3 separate regions of the Homo sapiens genome follow, and all the other regions are linked to region 2. A link is a loop called in an ENCODE intact Hi-C map of the cell type or tissue named here. Cell type or tissue: PC-9. All regions are shown on one strand. Links, peaks and the distances in the headings refer to the core of each region. The heading gives the core; the rest is flanking DNA.

Evidence for each region. Peaks named below come from ENCODE experiments on the same cell type or tissue, not always from the same donor. Only the 100,000 strongest peaks of a DNase experiment are listed, where the experiment ranks them.
Region 1: it touches region 2 in a loop (3.0-fold over the local background); 5 of 110 quality-filtered maps call a loop at or near these places.
Region 3: it touches region 2 in a loop (7-fold over the local background); 2 of 110 quality-filtered maps call a loop at or near these places.

Annotation. Positions count from the first base shown.
Region 1 is chr20:47,331,833-47,337,608 of GRCh38, forward strand. All of the region lies in intron 2 of ZMYND8 (zinc finger MYND-type containing 8), which reads right to left. Among named protein-coding and RNA genes, the nearest start is that of ZMYND8, 22 kb to the right of the region's middle. RefSeq lists enhancers at 3,870-4,709, 4,710-5,548. In PC-9, for the core only: no CTCF peak of the experiment used is centred there; a DNase peak (open chromatin) is centred at 2,509; H3K4me3 peaks cover 548 bases; H3K27ac peaks cover 4,244 bases.
Region 2 is chr20:47,381,430-47,387,205 of GRCh38, forward strand. LINC01754 (long intergenic non-protein coding RNA 1754) reads right to left here. Exons shown (of 3, transcript NR_146496.1): 3 at 1,337-3,590. Among named protein-coding and RNA genes, the nearest start is that of ZMYND8, 28 kb to the left of the region's middle. RefSeq lists an enhancer at 1,966-2,818. In PC-9, for the core only: CTCF peaks have their summits at 2,807 (motif pointing left) and 3,008; a DNase peak (open chromatin) is centred at 2,792.
Region 3 is chr20:48,617,769-48,623,544 of GRCh38, forward strand. No RefSeq gene overlaps it. Among named protein-coding and RNA genes, the nearest start is that of PREX1, 210 kb to the right of the region's middle. RefSeq lists enhancers at 1,149-1,649, 1,685-2,393, 3,216-3,275 and a silencer at 2,786-2,915. In PC-9, for the core only: CTCF peaks have their summits at 2,947 and 3,376 (motif pointing left); DNase peaks (open chromatin) are centred at 2,023, 2,753, 3,343 and 3,933; H3K4me3 peaks cover 1,493 bases; H3K27ac peaks cover 3,783 bases.

The DNA.
Region 1 (5,776 bases), core at 587-5,586, 49 kb before region 2:
GGGATGTGAATGTGGAAGGTCAGGGTGGAAGCCACATTGGAGCTTGCAGGACAAAGACAGGAATACAGACGCTTCTAAGAAGTTTGGCTTGCTGGACGCGGTGGCTCACGCCTGTAATCCCAGCACTTTGGAAGGCTGAGGCAGGCAGATCATGAGGTCAGGAGTTCAAGACCAGCCTGACCAACATGGTGAAACCCCGTCTCTACTAAAAATACAAAAAGTGTAAAAAATACACTTTGGAAGGCTGAGGCAGGCGGATCACGAGGTCAGGAGTTCAAGACCAGCCTGACCAACATGGTGAAACCCCGTCTCTACTAAAAATACAAAAATTAGCCGAGCATGGTGACGTGCGCCTATAATCCCAGCTACTCAGGAGGCTGAGACATGAGAATCATTTGAACCCGGGAGGCAGAGGTTGTAGTGAGCCAAAATTGTGCCACTGCACTCCAGCCTGGGCAATATAGTGAGACTCAATCTCAAAAAAAAAATAAGTTTGGCTTTGAAGAAGAGGACAGAAATACAGCAGTTGCTAGTAGGAAAGATGTGGGGGTCAAGACAGCAGAGAGGGGAGACAAGTGCCTTTAAAAGTCTGTGACTCCAAGCATGGTGGATCACACCTATAATCCCAGTACGTTGGCAGGCCAAGGCAGGAGGATCACTTGAGCCCATGAGTTGGAGACCAGCCTGGGCAACATAGCAAGACTCTGTCGCTACAAAAAATTAAAGAATTAGTCAGGCATGGTGGCATGTACAGGTAGTCCCAGCTACTCAAGAGGCTGAGATGGGAGGATTGCTTGAGCCCAGAAGTTCATGGCTGCAGTGAGCGAGGATCATGCCACTGCACTCCCGTCTGGGGAACAGAGCAAGCCCCTATCTCAAAAAAATAAATAAAGACAACACAAAAAATTTAAATGTGTATATTCTTCAAAAGGTTAATAGTTACCCTATGACCCCACAATTTCACTCCTAAATCTATACCCAAGAGAAATGATGTGTCGTGTCTGCACAAAAACTCAGACATGAACACTCACCGCAGCATTATCCCTACTAGCCAGAAAGTGGACACAACTCAAACGTCCATCAACACATACATAGATAAACAAAGTGTAGCATATCCATCCAATGCAGCATTATTCAGTCATAAAAGGAAATGAACTACAGACCCTCCTCAACTCACGATGGAGTTACAGATGATAAACCCATAAAATGTAAGTACCAGAAGTCAAAAATGAGGTCACACACAGTGGCTCATGCCTGTAATCCCAACACTTCAGGAGACTAAGGCCAGAGGATCACTTGAGCCCAAGAGTTCCAGACCAGCCTAGGCAACACAGTGAGACCCCTGGGTCTACAAAACATATATATATGAGAGAGAGAGAGATAAAAAAACACAAATGCATTTAAGCCAGACATAGTGGTACACTCCTGTAGTCCCAGCTACACCAGAGGATCCCTTGAGGACACCATTGCACTCCAGCCTGGGCAACATCGTGAGACCCCATCAGAAAGTAAGGCAGGCAGCACTTTGAGAGACTGAGGGAGGCAGATCACTTGAGGTCAGGAGTTCAAGACCAGCCTGGCCAACAGGTGAAACCCCGTCTCTACTAAAAATACATGGCAGGGCACAGTGGCTCTCATCTGTAATCCCAACACTTTGGGAGGCCGAGGCAGGTGGATCACATCAAGAGATTGAGACCATCCTGGCCAACATGGTGAAACCTCGTCTCTACTAAACATACAAAAATTAGCTGGGCGTGGTGGCACATGCCTGTAGTCCCAGCTCCTCGGGAGACTAAGGCAGGAGAATCGCTTGAACCTGGGAGGCAAAGGTTGCAGTGACACGAGATAGTGCCACTGCACTCTAGCCTGGTGACAGAGCGAGACTCCGTCTCAAAAAAAAAAAAAAAAAAAAAAAAAAAAAAAACATTAGCTGGGCGTGATGGTGCTCACCTCTAGTCCCAGCTACTCAGGAGGCTGAGGCAGGAGAATCGCTTGAACCAGGAAGCAGAGGGGTGCAGTGAGCTGAGATAGTGCCACTGCACTCCAGCCTGGGTGACAAAGTGAGACTCCATCTCAAAAAAAAAAGAAAAAAAAGGAAATTAAGAAAGGGAAGGAGGGAGGAATGAATAAATGAATAAATAAATAAATAAGCATCGAATATACATAACCTAGGGAACATCATAGCTTAGCCTAGCCTACCTTAAATGTGCTCAGAACACTTAGAGTTAGGCAAAATCATCTAATGCGAAGCCTATTGTATAATAGTGTTGACTCTCTCATGTAATTTATGGAATACCATAATGAAAGTGAAAACAGAATGGTCGTATAGATTGTTTGTTTACCCTCGTGATCATGTGGCTGACTGGGAGGTGCCTGGCACCCCAAGAGAGTCTCATACTGATGCTAGCCAGAGAAAAGATCAAAAATCCAAAATGCCAAGTACTGTTTGTACTGAACTGTCACTTCCGCACCACTATAAGTCAGGAACTGTCTGTACTGATGATCTATGCTACAAGAATGTGGATGAGCCTTGAAAACATTATTCTAAGTGAACGAACTCAGACCAAAAGGTCACATACTGTATGATTCCATTTATATGAAATGTCTAGCATAAGCAAATCCACAGGCACAGAAAGTAGACTGGTACTTGCCAGGCACAGGGGTAACGGGGGAATGGGAAGTGACTGCTAATGAGTATGAAGTTTCTTATTGGGGGTGATGAAAATCTACAACTGATTGTGCTGTTGGCTGCACAACTCTGTGAAAAAAAAAAATATATATATATATATATATATTTTAGGCAGTCTTGCTCTGTCACCCGGGCTGGAGTACAGTGGCACGATCTTGGCTCACTGCAACCTCCACGTCCCACGTTCAAGCAATTCTCCCGCCTCAGCCTGCTGAGTAGCTGGGATTACAGGCACACGCCACCACACTCAGCTAATTTTTTGTATTTTTAGTGGAGACAGGGTTTCACCATGTTGGCCAGGCTGGTCGGAACTCCTGACCTCAGGTGATCCACCCGCCTCGGCCTCCCAAAGTGCTGGGATTACAGGCGTCAGCCACCACACCCGGTCTCCGTGAAAATATATTAAAAACCATCAAACTATTCACTTTAAATGGAGAACTGGGCCCAGGAGTGGTGGCTCACACCAGCAATCCCAGCACTTTGGGAGGCCAAGACAGGAGGATCGCTTGAGCCCAGGAGTTCAAGACCAGCCTGGGCAACATAGTGAAACCTCATCTCTACAAAAAAATATAAACATTAGCCAGGGGTGGTAGTGCACACCTGTAGTCCCAGCTACTCGGGAGGCTGCAGTGGGAGGACTGCTTGAGCCAGGAAATCAAAGCTGCAGTGAGCCGAGATCGTCCCACTGCACTCCAGCTTGGGCGACAGAGAGAGACCCTGTCTCAAACAAACAAACAAAAAAAAAGGAGAATTGTATGGTATGTGAATTATATGTCAATAAAGGTATTTTTTTTTTAAGTCTATAAAGCGCTGGATCTCTAGGTTCCCAGGAAAGCCCAGGATAGGTGAGGGGAGTCACAGGAAGTTGAAGGGGGCTTATTATCATTCCACTCACCCTCACCCCCCCACAGCCATGACACCTGGTCTTTCCAAACTGATCACCTCAAGTCATCGGTAAAGGATCCACTATCAATAGAGAACAATGAAGGAATGACGACTTTAATAAGGCAATAAAAAGTACCCAGATCTCTAAAAGGCCTCAGCCCTGATATGCTTATTCTACAGGCATTTAGAGAGGAAAAAGAAGAGATGGTTCTTTTTAAACTAAGCTTGAAACGGTCGATTTTAGATCACAGTCTTCTAGAATAATAATAGTCACACAAACATATAACGTGGGTCATGCTTCAAAAATGGGGCAAACACAAGGTTTGCATGAGTGAACCACAAAGCTAAATTGCACAGACACTGCCGACAGGATTCCATGAACAGATGCACAGTAGAGACGATGCTGGCCAAGAGAAGGTAGAAGATTTCTCATTTGCAAAACCATAATCAGACATCTTCAGAGTTCTGGGATATTTTAGACCTTGTTAGGAGAGGAACAATCTGGTAGTCATCTAACTCACAAATAAATTCTTTCCACTGCACAGTACACGGATGGCACTTCTTGGGCTGTCAGAGATAGAGAGGAGCCAAAATACGGTTAAAAATACTGATGCTCATTTTTTGAAAGAAAAATTCTCAGCACTTCTGCATCGCGCTGTGATTTAAAAGTGTTTGTGGTTATATTTTCTGAAAGAGTTTCCTTGAAAAATGACAGAAGGTCTCTATCTCACAGCCGTCCTCATAAACAATCCCTTTGTGAAAGTCTTAATTTACATACAACAGTGAGAACAAGGATCCTGTGCTAATTAAGGTCTGGGGCTGGTTAGCAAATTGCTATAATTGTACATTCTCTAGCATCCTGTCTCTGAAAACACATCCATACCCCCAGCAAATCTCAGCAAGAATGATACTGTTCAAGATTTTAATATCCTGGGCTTCCGCTGCATCTGTGCGTGTTTCCAAGTCGTTCATTCCCTTGTGCCGGTGACATTACACAGACATTTTTAAAAATGGTTTCAGCTTTGGCAGGCTGGCATCCACACACCACAAGCACTACCACAAAACGCACACATGGCAGGATCAAGACGCAAGCAGCCCAAACAGGGGAGCCTTTGTATGGAGACGTGAATTCAACCCGCGGAGTACATCATTTCTCAGGCTGCAAATCCCTGGCCTTCAAGGCGCTTGTTCTGACTCACGCATGGTGAGGCCAAATTCTGCAATGAATTGTGCCTTGGCCAGTCTCGCACAGGGAATGCAAAATGACAGCCCTCGGCTTCTTCTGACCCGGAAATGCGTTTTGTTGGGTTCACGCATGATCTTTAGAGAAGCCAGTCTACACAGACCACATTTCTAAATGAGGCAGTTTTACAGGGGAAAAGAAAATCCCAGCTGGCCACAGCGGATGAGCCATATTCCTGCTGGTCAGCAATCAGATGGAGGCACCCTCCCCACTTTGGCACACTCTCCCATTCACCAAAGCTCCCCTTCCCCCTGCATCCCCAGATGCCAGCCACAATCACTGATCTACCTGCTGGGCCCTTCAGGCATTTGACTTGCAACCCTTGGAATACAGGTCATGGTTAAGTACAAAGGTTTAAAATCTAGGGACATTAAACACTCTTATCAAAAAAAAAAAAAAAGGTTTAAAAATCAAAGGGCCAGCCAGGCACGGTGGCTCACGCCTGTAATCCCAGCACTTTGGGAGGCCAAGGCGGGTGGATCACCTGAGGTCAGGAATTCGAGACCAGCCTGGCCAACACAGTGAAACCCTGTCTCTACTAAAAATACAAAAATTAGCCGGGCGTGGTGGCAGGCGCCTGTAACCCCAGCTACACCGGAGGCTGAGACACGAGAATCAATTGAATCCAGGAGGCGGAGGCTGCAGTAAGCCGAGATAGGCACTCCAGCCTGGGTGATGGAGGGAGACTCTGTCTCAAAAAAATAAATAAATAAAATAAAATAAAATAAATCAAAGGGCCGGGAGTGGTGGCTCACGCCTGTAAACCTAGCACTTTGGAAAGCCGAGGTAGGTGGATCCCTTGAGCCCACGAGTTCAAGAGCAGCCTGGGCAACACGGCAATAACCCTCTATATAATTAATAAATAAATAAAGATAAAACCTGACCCTAGTTCCATCCCTACTTTGACACTTCCTTAATTCATCTGAGCCTCAGTTTCCTTAACTGTAAAATGGGAATGA
Region 2 (5,776 bases), core at 464-5,463:
AGTGGTAGCTCATGCTGTAATCCCAGCACTTTGGGAGGCCAAGGTGGGAGGACCAATTGAGTCCAGGAGTTCAAGGCTACTAGTGAGCTATGATCATGCCACTCCACTGCACTCCAGCCCAGGCAACAGAATGAGACCCTCTCTCTAAAAGAAAAAAAAAAAAAAGCCAGGTGAGGTGGCTCACGCCTGTAATCCCAGCACTTTGGGAGGCTGAGGCGGGTGGATCACTTGAGGTCAGGAGTTCAAGACCAGCCTGGCCAACATGGTGAAATCCCGTCTCTACTAAAAATATAAAAATTAGCCGGGTGTGGTTGCCTGCGCCTGTAATCCCAGCTACTCAGGAGGCTGAGGCAGAATTGCTTGAACCTGGGAGGCGGAGGTTGCAGTGAGCTGAGATCATGTCACTGCACTCCAGCCTGGGCGACAGAGCAAGACTCCATCTCAAAAAAAAAAAAAAAAAATTTATAAAAGCACAGGGTCTTCCAGAAATTGTGGATTAATTGGTCTGGGGAGACGACCAAGCATTTGATTTTTGTTGTTTTTTTTTTTTGTTTCTTTGAGTTGTAGTCTCGCTCTGTCACCCAGGCTGGAATGCAATGGTGCGATCTGCGCTCACTGCAACCTCCGCCTCAAAGGTTCAAGCAATTCTCCTCCCTCAGCTTCCCAAGTAGCTAGGATTATAAGCACCTGCCACCATGTCCGGCTAATTTTATTGCATTTTTAGTAGAGACGGGGTTTCACCATGTTGGCCAGGCTGGTCACAAACTCCCAACCTCAAGTGATCCACCCGCCTCGGCCTCCCAAAATGCTGGGATTATAGGTGTGAGCCACCGCACCCAGGTTGATATAGTTTTTAAAGAGCCCCAGCTGATTCTAATGTGTAGCCACGGTTGAGCGCCACTGTTCTAGAAAACTACAAGTTTAAACTAGAACAAAAAGAGGCATTTTGGCCCGGCACAGTGGCAAACGCCTGTAATCCCAGCTACCTGGGAGGTTGAGGCAGAATCGCTTGAACCCGGGAGGAGGAGGTTGCAGTGAGCTGAGATGGCACAACTGCACTACAGCCTGGGCAACAGAGTGAGACTCCGTCTCAAAAAAAAAAAAAAAAGCAGGGGGAGGGGAGGCATTTTGGCATGTCCATCACTAATGGGATATACACGCACACCATATCCTGGGTTGTAGCTTTGCAGGCAGTAAATCTAATTTTTTAATTTTTTTCAATTTCAGCTCCACTCCTAACTAACTATGATTTAGGGCTGTAGGGAAGAAAAAGTACCTTTTCCTCACCCATCACAAGGTTCATGGCTAACACCCCTAAAGACAGATTAACAAGAGATAAGCATGACAAATTTATTTAACCCAAGTTTTGAGTGACTCAGGAGTCTTCCAAAGTGAAGAACCGTGACCCAGGGCACCTGTGTTTTTATGGACAGTCAAGCAGCAGTGTCACAGGAGGACAAAAGGGTTTGATCCAATGATGTACACAGTGGGAACTTAGCAAGGCCTGTGAGTTTAGTCTTCATGGTCTCCACGGACAGGACCGGACCCCCTCTGGAATGAGGGGCTTGGGGCCTACTTTCAGGAGAGGCAGGTCAGAGAAACCTTGAGTGGCCCACTGCAGAAGAGGAAGGCAGGAGAAGGTCAGAGAGTGACCTTCCTGCTTCTATGGTTTCCTCAAATTCCTTCAGCTTCAAATGCTCAGTTTGCCAAAGTGCTGTAATTTGGGGTATTGTGTTCCAAACCCCTACAGGAGAAGTCCCTACTGCTCTAAGCAGACTTGAGCAGGCATCAGAAGCACGTGGGCAGCTTGCTAAACACTGATTGAGGGACTCACCCCCACCAAGTTTCTCAGTTGAAAGATTTGAGAATCTGCATTTCTTGAAATTCTCAGGCCTTTTGATTAAGAAACTCTTTTTTTTTTTTTTTTTTTTTTTTGACAGAGTTTCACTCTTATTGCCTAGGCTGGAGTGCAATGGCATGATCTCGGCTCACTGCAACTTTAGCCTCCCTGGTTCAAGCGATTCTCCTGCCTCAGCCTCCTAAGTAGCTGAGATTACAGGGGCCCGCCACCACGCCCAGCTAATTTTTGTATTACAGGTGCCACCACGCCCAGCTAATTTTTGTATTTTTAGTAGAGACGGGGGTTTCACCACATTAGCCAGGTTAGTCTTGAACTCCTAACCTCAGGTGATCCATCCGCCTCGGCCTCCCAAAGTGCTGGGATTACAGGCGTGAGCCATCACACCCGGCAGATTAATAAATTCAATCAAGGACTTTGGGGGAAGTGGGGCTGAGAATTTGCATTTCTATCAAACGCCATCAGAATTTAGCAGGTGCTGCTGCTGATCCAGGGAACAGGCTTTGAGAACCAGGGCTCAGTTGATTACTAGTATAATTAACAACCTCTGATCCCATCACTGGCTCCCATTTCAGAGCAATGGTTGGTGCCTGCAAGCTTTCATCTCACTGTGTCCACACACAATCCCATGGGGTCCCAGTGTTCTTATGGATGAGGTTACCACGGCTGCAACATTCACAGTGAATTGTCCAGGGTCACGCAGCTGCAGCCAAAGTCTGGGGTGGAACACAGGTCTAATTACAAGCAGGAGAGAACCTGGGCAACACTTTCTTTGGGAGCATCAAAGCAAGCTCTCCCACCACCTGCTTGAGCACTTCCAAATCCTGCCGACATACCCAACCCTGCAACAGGCAAAGAGCCTCGCCTCCTGCTGGGAGAGCAGCTTCTTGCGGCGCGGCCTTCGCGAAACTCCGTGGAGAAATGGCGCCCCCTGGTGGCTCCAGAGAGAGCAGCGTTCCATTCTCCGGGCTGGGAGCTCTGGTCTCATGCGTCATGGACATTCTTGGACCCCATCACTAACATGGAAAATATTATTCAGTCCATTCCATCCTAGGAAAGAACTCAGGGTGCTGAAAGGAGGTGGGGACTTCAGAGCTCAGGAATGTAAAGGAAGGGCGGCGGACCGAGCCCTGGGGCTCTCAGGGGGCTGGAATGGTTAAAGCACAGCTGAGAACAATTCGGAGTTTCACCTTTGACCTTCCCAAAGACTTCTGCTGAGGAATTTTCTTTCTTTTTTTTTTTTTTTCTTTCAGACGGTGTTTCACTTTTGTCGCCAAGGCTGGAGTGCAATGTCGTGATCTCGGCTCACTGTAACCTCTGCCTCCCGGGTTCAAGTGATTCTCCTGCCTCAGCCTCCTGAGTTGCTGGGATTACAGGCGTGCACCAGCTAATTTTTGTATTTTTAGTGGAGACGGGGTTTCGCCACGTTTGGCCAGGCTGGTCTCAAACTCCTGACCTCAGGTGATCCACCCACCTTGGTCTCCTAAAGTGCTGGGATCACAGGTATGAGCCAGCGCGCCCGGCGGAGGAATTTTCAGTACTAAAGCTATAGTGTTGTGATGAGAGTCCGGCGTGCTCCCTGAATGCCGGTGCCCGATTCATAACCTAGTGCATTCGTTCACACATTATTCATTCAACAGATAAGCTTTTGCGTGCAGTACTATTCTGGGTGCTGGGACCACCGAAATCAGCAGAACAGACAGAATCTTTGCCTTCACGGATGCCTCCTGCCCTAGAACAGTGAATGAATGAATACATCAATAGGTAGAACACATGGAAAATAGATGACACTTAATAAAGAGATGTCATTGAGATGACACTTAAGCAAAACCCGGAGTGAGGAGAAAGAGCAGGTATCTGGTGAAGAAGTGTTCCAGGCAGAGAGAATGGTAAGAGCAAAGCCCCCGGGGCGTGGGTGTGTTTCTCTAACATGTTTGAGTTCTTTTTTTTTTTTTTTTGAGACGGAGTCTCCCGCTCTGTTGCCCTGGCTGGAGTGCAGTGGCGCCATCTTGGCTCACTGCAAGCTCCGCCTCCTGGGTTCACGCCATTCTCCTGCCTCAGCCTCCCGAGTAGCTGGTATTACAGGTGCCCGCCACCACGCCCGGCTAGTTTTTTGTATTTTTAGTAGAGACGGGGTTTCACCATGTTAGCCAGGATGGTTTCGATCTCCTGACCTTGTGATCCGCCTGCCTTGGCCCCCCAAAGTGCTGGGATTACAGGCGTGAGCCACTGCGCCCGGCCTTTTTTTTTTTTTAAATTAAAAAAATAAGGGCCAGGCACAGTGACTCACGCCTGTAATCCCAGCACTTTGGGAAGCCTAGTGGGGTGTATTACCTGAGGTCAGGAGTTTGAGACCAGCCTGGCCAACGTGGTGAAACCCCATCTCTACTAATTTGCTGGGCATGGTGGCACGCGCCTGTAGTCCCAGCTCCTTGGGGGGCTGAGGCAGGAGAATTGCTTGAACCTGAGAGGCTGAGGTTCCAGCAAGCCGAGATTGTGCCATTGCACTCCAGCCTGGGCGACAAGAATGAAACTGTCTCAAAGAAAGAAAAAAAATAAAAATAAATATGGTGCTGGGCGTGGTGGCTCATGCTGTAATCCCACCACTTTGGGAGGTAGAGGTCAGGAGTTGGAGACCAGCCTGGCCAACATGGTGAAACCCCCTCTCTACTAAAAATACAAAAATTAGCTGGGCATGGTGGCCTGTAATCCCAGCTACTTGGGAGGCTGAGGCATGAGAATCACTTGAACCCAGGAAGCGAAGGTCGCAGTGAGCCAAGATCATACCACTGCACCCCAGCCTGGGTGACAGAGCAAGACTCCGTCCCCCTCACCCCCAAAAAAGAGAGAGATGGGGTCTCTCTATGTTGCCCAGGCTGGTGTCGACCTCCTGGGCTCAAGGGATCCTCCTATCTTGGCCTCCCAAAGTGCTAAGATTACAGGCATGAACCACTGCGCCCAGCTTGAGTTGTTAAAAAAATTTTTTTTGTAGAGATGGGGTCTTGCTATGTTGCCTGGGCTGGTCTTGTACTCCAGACCTCAGCCAGTCCTCCCACCTCAGTCTCCCAAAGTGCTAGGATTACAAGTGTGAGCCACCACGCCTGGCCTAGACTAGACTGTTGATGATGGAGTGGGATGTATCTCTTCATATCCAAGAACCACTTACCCTGTTATTAATTCGACAGTTTTTATTAAATCAACTTATTTTGTTTTATTTTTTGTTTATAGAGACAGGGTCTTGCTATGTTGCCCAGGCTGGTCTTGAACTCCCCAGCTCAAGCAATCCTCCTGTCTGGGCCTCCCAAAGTGCTAGGATTACAGGTGTGAGCCCCCATGTCTGGCCTGAAATAAACGCAGTGTTTTTTTTTTTTTGAGACAGTCTTGCTCTGTCGCCCAGGCTGGAGTGCAGAAGTGTGGTCTTGGCTGACTGAAACCAGGCAAAATCTGGGCCGGGTGTGCTGGCTCATGCCTGTAATCCCAGCACTTTGGGAGGCCAAGGCAGGGGGATCTCCTGAGGTCAGAAGTTCAAGACCAGCTTGGCCAACATGGTGAAACCCTGTCTCTACTAAAAATACAAAAATTAGTCAGGTGTGGTGGTGCACGCCTGCAATCCCAGAGCTACTGAGGAGGCTGAGACAGGAAAATCGGTTGAACCTGGGAGGCAGAGGTTGCAGTGAACCGAGACCGCACCATTGCACTCCAGCCTGGGCAACAAGAGCGAAACTCAGTCTCAAAAAAAAAAATCTAAATAGGCCAGGCACGGTGGCTCATGCCTGAAATCCCAGCACTTTGGGATGCCGAGACAGGAAGGTCACTTGAGCCCAGGAATTCAAGACCAGCCTAGGAAACAGAGTGAGACCCTCCATCTCTACTAAAAATTAAAAAAATTAGCCCAGTGTGGTAACACATGCCTGTAGT
Region 3 (5,776 bases), core at 385-5,384, 1.2 Mb after region 2:
CCCGCAGTTCTGGCAGCTGGAGGGGAGGGGATGCCCGTGGGCAGAGGTTCTGTGGAATTGGCAGAACCCTTCCCCACCCCACACTCAGCCACAGGCTTCATCCTCTCATCTCCCAGCTTTGTCTGGAATGGTCTCCTCTTTCGAGTAAACCCTACTGATTCTGCCTAATTAGCTCTTCATATGAAATCCCCAGTTACTCTGGGAGCAGCCTCCATGGCGGATCTCCCTGGAGCACGGAGGTGGAGACGCAGGCGAACACACCTCTCTGCAAACTGAATGGATGCAATTGGTCCCCAGGGCCTGAGTCTAACATGGGCCCTGGGCCTCACTTTCCCAGAAGGCCTGGATTCCTAAATGTGGGAGTCACCTTCAAATGAGGCTGCGTCTAGAGTCTCAGAGAAACGAGGACTGTGAGGACCCAGTAGCCCCCTTGGGGCAGTCACCCACAGCCTGGCGCTGATCAAAGGCTTTGCCTGCCCCTCCAACCCCGACACCGGGAACATGCGGTTGGGAGCCCATGCTGCAGATGGGGAAACCGAGACACAGACGAGTCAAGTGACTTGCCCAGGAATCCAAACCCAGGAATCCGGACCCAGGGAGTCCGGCCACAAAGCTCAGGCACTGACCCACGAGCCCTAATCCCCATCTTTACAGCCCCCTCCTTCCCGTCCTCACGCCCAGATGCACCTGGGATGAACGTACTTTTACAAAGTCAATGTAGTTCTTATTTCCTGAACAGCACCACGATAAAGAGTTCGTTTGTTCCTTCAACATTTCAGCCAGCCCGTGGTTTCTATAGCCCTTTCTTGGCATTCCTTCACTTTTAATACACTGGAAGCCCCAAGAGGGAAGCCCCCTGGGTCTTTCCTTGGTGACCTGCTTCTGCCAGCAGCGAGTGGGGCTGCGGGTGGGGACCCAGGACCTGGGACAGGACAAATCCCGGCTCAGAGGCTCCTTGACTGCGTGCCCCTCGGGGAGCGCCTTCCCCCTTCAGCTCCTTCAGCTCCACAGTGGGAGGACAGCGACAACCATGGTGCCCCCCTAGGGCTCTCGTGAGGATTCAGTGAGGTGATGTGCACAGCCTGCGACACACAGTAGGGGTTCAATCAGCACCAAGCATCAGTGTCCCTGCAGTCCCTATGGGGCACGGGGATCTGCCTCACCTGTTAATCAGGAGGAGGAAGGCGAGTCTTTCCTTTTCTTTTTGGAGTCAGTCTCTCACTCCATCACCCAGGCTGGAGCGGAGCAGTGGTTTGATCATGGCTCACTGCAGCCTCGACCTCCCTAGGCTCGGGTGATCCTCCCACCTCAGCCTGGGACCACAGGCTTGCACCACCACCCCAAGCTAATTTTTTTTCTTTATTTTTAATAGAGACAGGGTCTCACTATGTTACCCAGGCTGGTCTCAAACTCCTGCGCTCAAGCAATCCTCCAGCCTCAGCCTCCCAAAGTGCTGGGATGACAGGCGTGAGTCAGGGCACCTGGCTCTAGACTTTCGTCGACGTCCTTTCTGGCTCAGACATTCTGAGCCTCCACCATCGGGTAGGGTCAGACCTTCTGAGCCTCTGCCATCCAGACAGACCCAGATGGATCAGAGGAGGGTGCGAGGGTGAGGGTGAGGCAGAGTGTTCCCAGTCCCTCTTTATGGCCAAGACTCTGCAAACAGGACATGGATCTGGCTTGGATAGGACACAGATGTGACAGCCCTCATGTCTCCCCAGCCTCAGTGCCCCAGGACCCCCTGCCCTCTTCCTGACAGCAGGGGATGTGAGGGAAGGAGGGCAGCCCTGCATCCCACACCCAGGCCCCCTCCCCTCCCCTGATACCCAGCAGCCACGGGTCCATCGTCTTCCAGTGTCAGCCACGCACCATGAAAACAGATACCACCCACCGGGGCCATTCCTGTGCTGTTTTTCAAAGAGCTGTTTGGGCCAAAAGCCAGCAATGCAAGTCTGTGTGCCCTGCAGGGCTGGCCCTCCTCCAGCTCTTCATCTCTGAACCTCCTGTCCCTGGAGCAGCTCATCTCAGCCCTGCCAGTGTCTGGAAAGTGCCCATCATCACCTACAGCTCTAGGAGGGCTCTGGCGAAGCACAAATCAGGACCTGAGAGCATCTCCCGTTACCCATCAGCCCCGTGGCGGTGACATGTGTCCAGCAGGCAGCAGAGCCACTGGGAGGGGCACAGGGTGGGTTGGCTCTGATTGGAGCGGACATGGCAAGAAGGATCTGGAGGTGGAAGCCAGGGCAGCAGGGCCAGCTGCAGGGTGGGGGTGCTCGGGCAGCCCAGCATGGGGAACTGGAGCCTGGAAAGTGCTGGAAGGGAAACATTGCAGGAAGCAGGAGGACAGGGAAGCACCCACCCCACATGCTGGGCAGAGGCTGGCTAGGGACCCGCCCTGGGAGTGGATGGACTTGAATCCTGGGCCCCTCTGCTGAGACCCTCAGGACTTCGGGATGGGAAAACAGAACAGCACAGGGCCGCTGCAGTGACCCAGGGAGAGGAGCTGAGCCAAGCCACCCTCACGCACCCAAGGACCTGCCCCTGGGCCACACCCCAGACAGAGCCCCGGGCTCAGGGTCTGGAGCCACACGGCCTGGGCTCAAATCCAGCCACTGTCCTTGTGAGCAAACTTTGGCTGCAATAATGGGAGGTGCAGCTGGTGAAGGCGCTGGCAGCGGAGGCATTTCCTTAGCATCCCTCTCCTAACCACCCCTGCCCCACTCCAGCCCTCCAGGGAACGCTACCAGTGCCCGGAGGGAGGCAGCTTCAGGCTTGGCTTTCGGCCTCCCCTGCCTGCAAACCCCGAGCTCCAGGCTTGCAGTGGGAGCCTCCCAGGAGCTCTGGGCAGGAGGCCCGCAAGGCTAGGCGGGGCGCCCTGGCCCACAGCGCCATCTAGTGGCCGTCACTTCCACAAAGGTGCACCAGTGACTGTGGGTTTCTGGTCACAAGCTTCGTAAGCACCCCGCTTTACAGTGCATAAGGGCCTTTCATATCCTTCTCCTCCAATCAGAAGAGAGGAAGGGAAAAAAGAGAAAAGAGAGAAGGGAAAGATCCCCGAAAGGAAAGAATTGAAAAATCGAGTCAAGCTCACAGACATATGTTATGGGACAAAGACAAATATAGAAAAGCTTAGAGAGAGAGAAAGAAAATGAGGGGGACGAAAGTAAGAAAGAGACAAATTTTAAAAAGTTTTTAAAAAGAGAGAAAAAAAGAGAAAATATTCACGGCAAGCCCAGCCCAGGAGAGGGATAGCGCCAGTGCCCATTGTCCAGACGATTCCAGGCCCCGCCTCCAGGCTGGCTCTGTCCCAAATACCTGCACCCAGGAGCCAGCCTTCGGTCTGAGTGCTGGAGCCCGGGGAACAGCAGCCTCTGGGCACTACGCGGTCCCCAGCACCACCTGCTGGACAGACAGGGCACTACACTTATCCCGGGAAGTTCCACTTTGGGGCCCTGGAGGAGACTCCTGGTACCCCCGCAAGGCAGCCAGGTGGGCGTAAAGTCTCCATTTCTCAAAGAAGGAAGCTGAGGGTCCCAGAAAGACAGAGAATCTCAGATATGGCCACTCAGCAAGTATCAGGTGTTGACAGATTCAGGAGCAGGCGAGGGTGTCTGACTTCAAAGGTCCTAGTCCAGCCCCCCATGAATGAACCCACGTGGCAGACACAGAGGTTAGAGGGGCCCGCTTGGCCACAGATGGGTGTGGCTTGCGCCCCCCGCTCTGATCACTGTGCTAACCCTGCTTTCTTCTATTAATATTTAGCCGTGATTCACCACTGTCTGGCCCTGGGCTACAGTATGGAAGGGGTGTGGTTCCTGCTCTTACTGCTGGGGGGAAGGTGGACAGGAAGTACACCAACAGTTATTTAGATAAAATCATAAAGCGGTCAACACACCCCATCGTACCTTCCACTTCCTGGGTGGCCTCTGTTGCAGTCCACGCCAAGGGGCCATCTCTGGGTCAGCACCTTTTGACAGATGAAAAAACTGAGGCTCAGAGGAATTCAACCACCTGGGCCCTGCCCTCATCCTGGAGGAGCAGAGAAGGAGAGGCTCCGAGAGACGTCAATGCGGGGCTGCGCCTGCCCCTTGATTCTCCATTGGACGGCACAGTGACTCCGGGTCACCAGGTCCTCCCCGAGCTGACATCGCCATGGCAAGTCCAGAGCTAAGGATCTGGCCGTCAGCGTGAGCAGGCCGGATGAGTGCTCGGACCACGTGGCTCCGGGGAGCTGGAGAGCTGGCACCCTCCTCAAGAAGACAGCCGCTCCTCAGCTCCAGCTGACATGTAGCCAGGTGGGAATGTGGACCAGTGTGACCAGAGCTTCTGATTTTTTCTTTAATCTTTTTTTTAAGAGGCAGGACCACACTACGTTGCCCAGGCTGGAGTGCAGTTGGCTATTCACAGGTGTGATCAAAGCGCACGACAGCCTTGAACTCCTGGTCTCAAGCAATCCTCCCACCTTTGCCTCCAAGTAGCTGGGACCACAGGTGCGCACCACCACACCCAGCTCAGAGCTTCTGATTTTCGAGACAAACTAAAAATCAGAATTCAGAGATGAAATTTGCTGGTTCATAAATATAATTCATTTTTTTAAAACACCATATCAGGAAGGAAGTAAAAAAAAAAACCCACATTTAGTTCCAAGTTTCAGCCTGGAGCCATCAGTTTGAGACCTCTTGTCTCCTGCAAAAATGTCCGCTTGCTCTGAGAGGCCCTTCGTGCTTAGTTTTATACTTGGAGAAACACATCTCGGAGAGGGAGGTGGGCCCGGCTCTCCCTCCCAACTCTGCAAGCACAGCTCTGAGCCTGTAAAGTATGCAACTTGCTCAAGGCCACAGAGAGCCGGCTGGAAACCCAAGCTGCTCCTGCCTACGGCCCCAGGAGAATGTATGTTCCTTCTGCGGGCCCCCAGGGTGGAGGAGAGGCTGAAATCGATGCTTTCTAGAAACGTGTCTGCCTGAAGGAAGACGTCCAATCCTCCCTGTTGACCTCAAATATAGATTGAGGTAACAGGTCTTCCCTCGAAGTGATTTTCCCTGGATCCAAACACTGGCCTCAGATAATTCTAAATAATCAATCCATGACTGTGCCTGAAACCCCACCAGGATTCCCTCTTGCCTGTTAGAGTATTGAGTCCTTTGAAACCTGTAACTGAGAGACGCGAGGATCTCTCTCTGGGAGGGATCCAATCTGGGCCTTCAGAGAATGTAATCTGCAACAGGTTAGTTTGGAAGGAAAAGAGACTGAAAGAGAAGGGGCTCGAGTGTGAAATGGCAGGGCTGGGTGCAGCACCATGGTACAGGGGAGTCCCAAGGGTGGCCATGACCCAGAGGAAACTGTCATCGATTTCAGCATTTTCCAAAGGATTGGAAATCGGGAAAAGATGGAATAAAGAAGAGGCCATACGCAACATACCGAAACCCGGTCTCTATAAAAATTTTTAAAAATTAGCCAGGCATGGTGGTGTGTGCCTGTAGTCCAGGCTACTTGGTAGGCAGCATACTGAAACCTGGTCTCCACAAAAAATTTAACAAATTAGCCAGGCGTGGTGGCACGTGCCTGTAGTTGCAGTTACTTGGGATGCTGAGGTGGGAGGATAAATTGAGCCCAGGAGGTCGAAGCTTAAGTGAGTCATGATCGCGCCACTGCACTCTACCCTGGGTGATAAGAGCAAAAGACCCTGTCTCAAAAAAAAAAAAAAAGGACGAGGGGGCACAGGGCTGGCACAGCAGAACAGGTCTGCAGCCCAGGGAATGAGGTTTCTCTGACTATG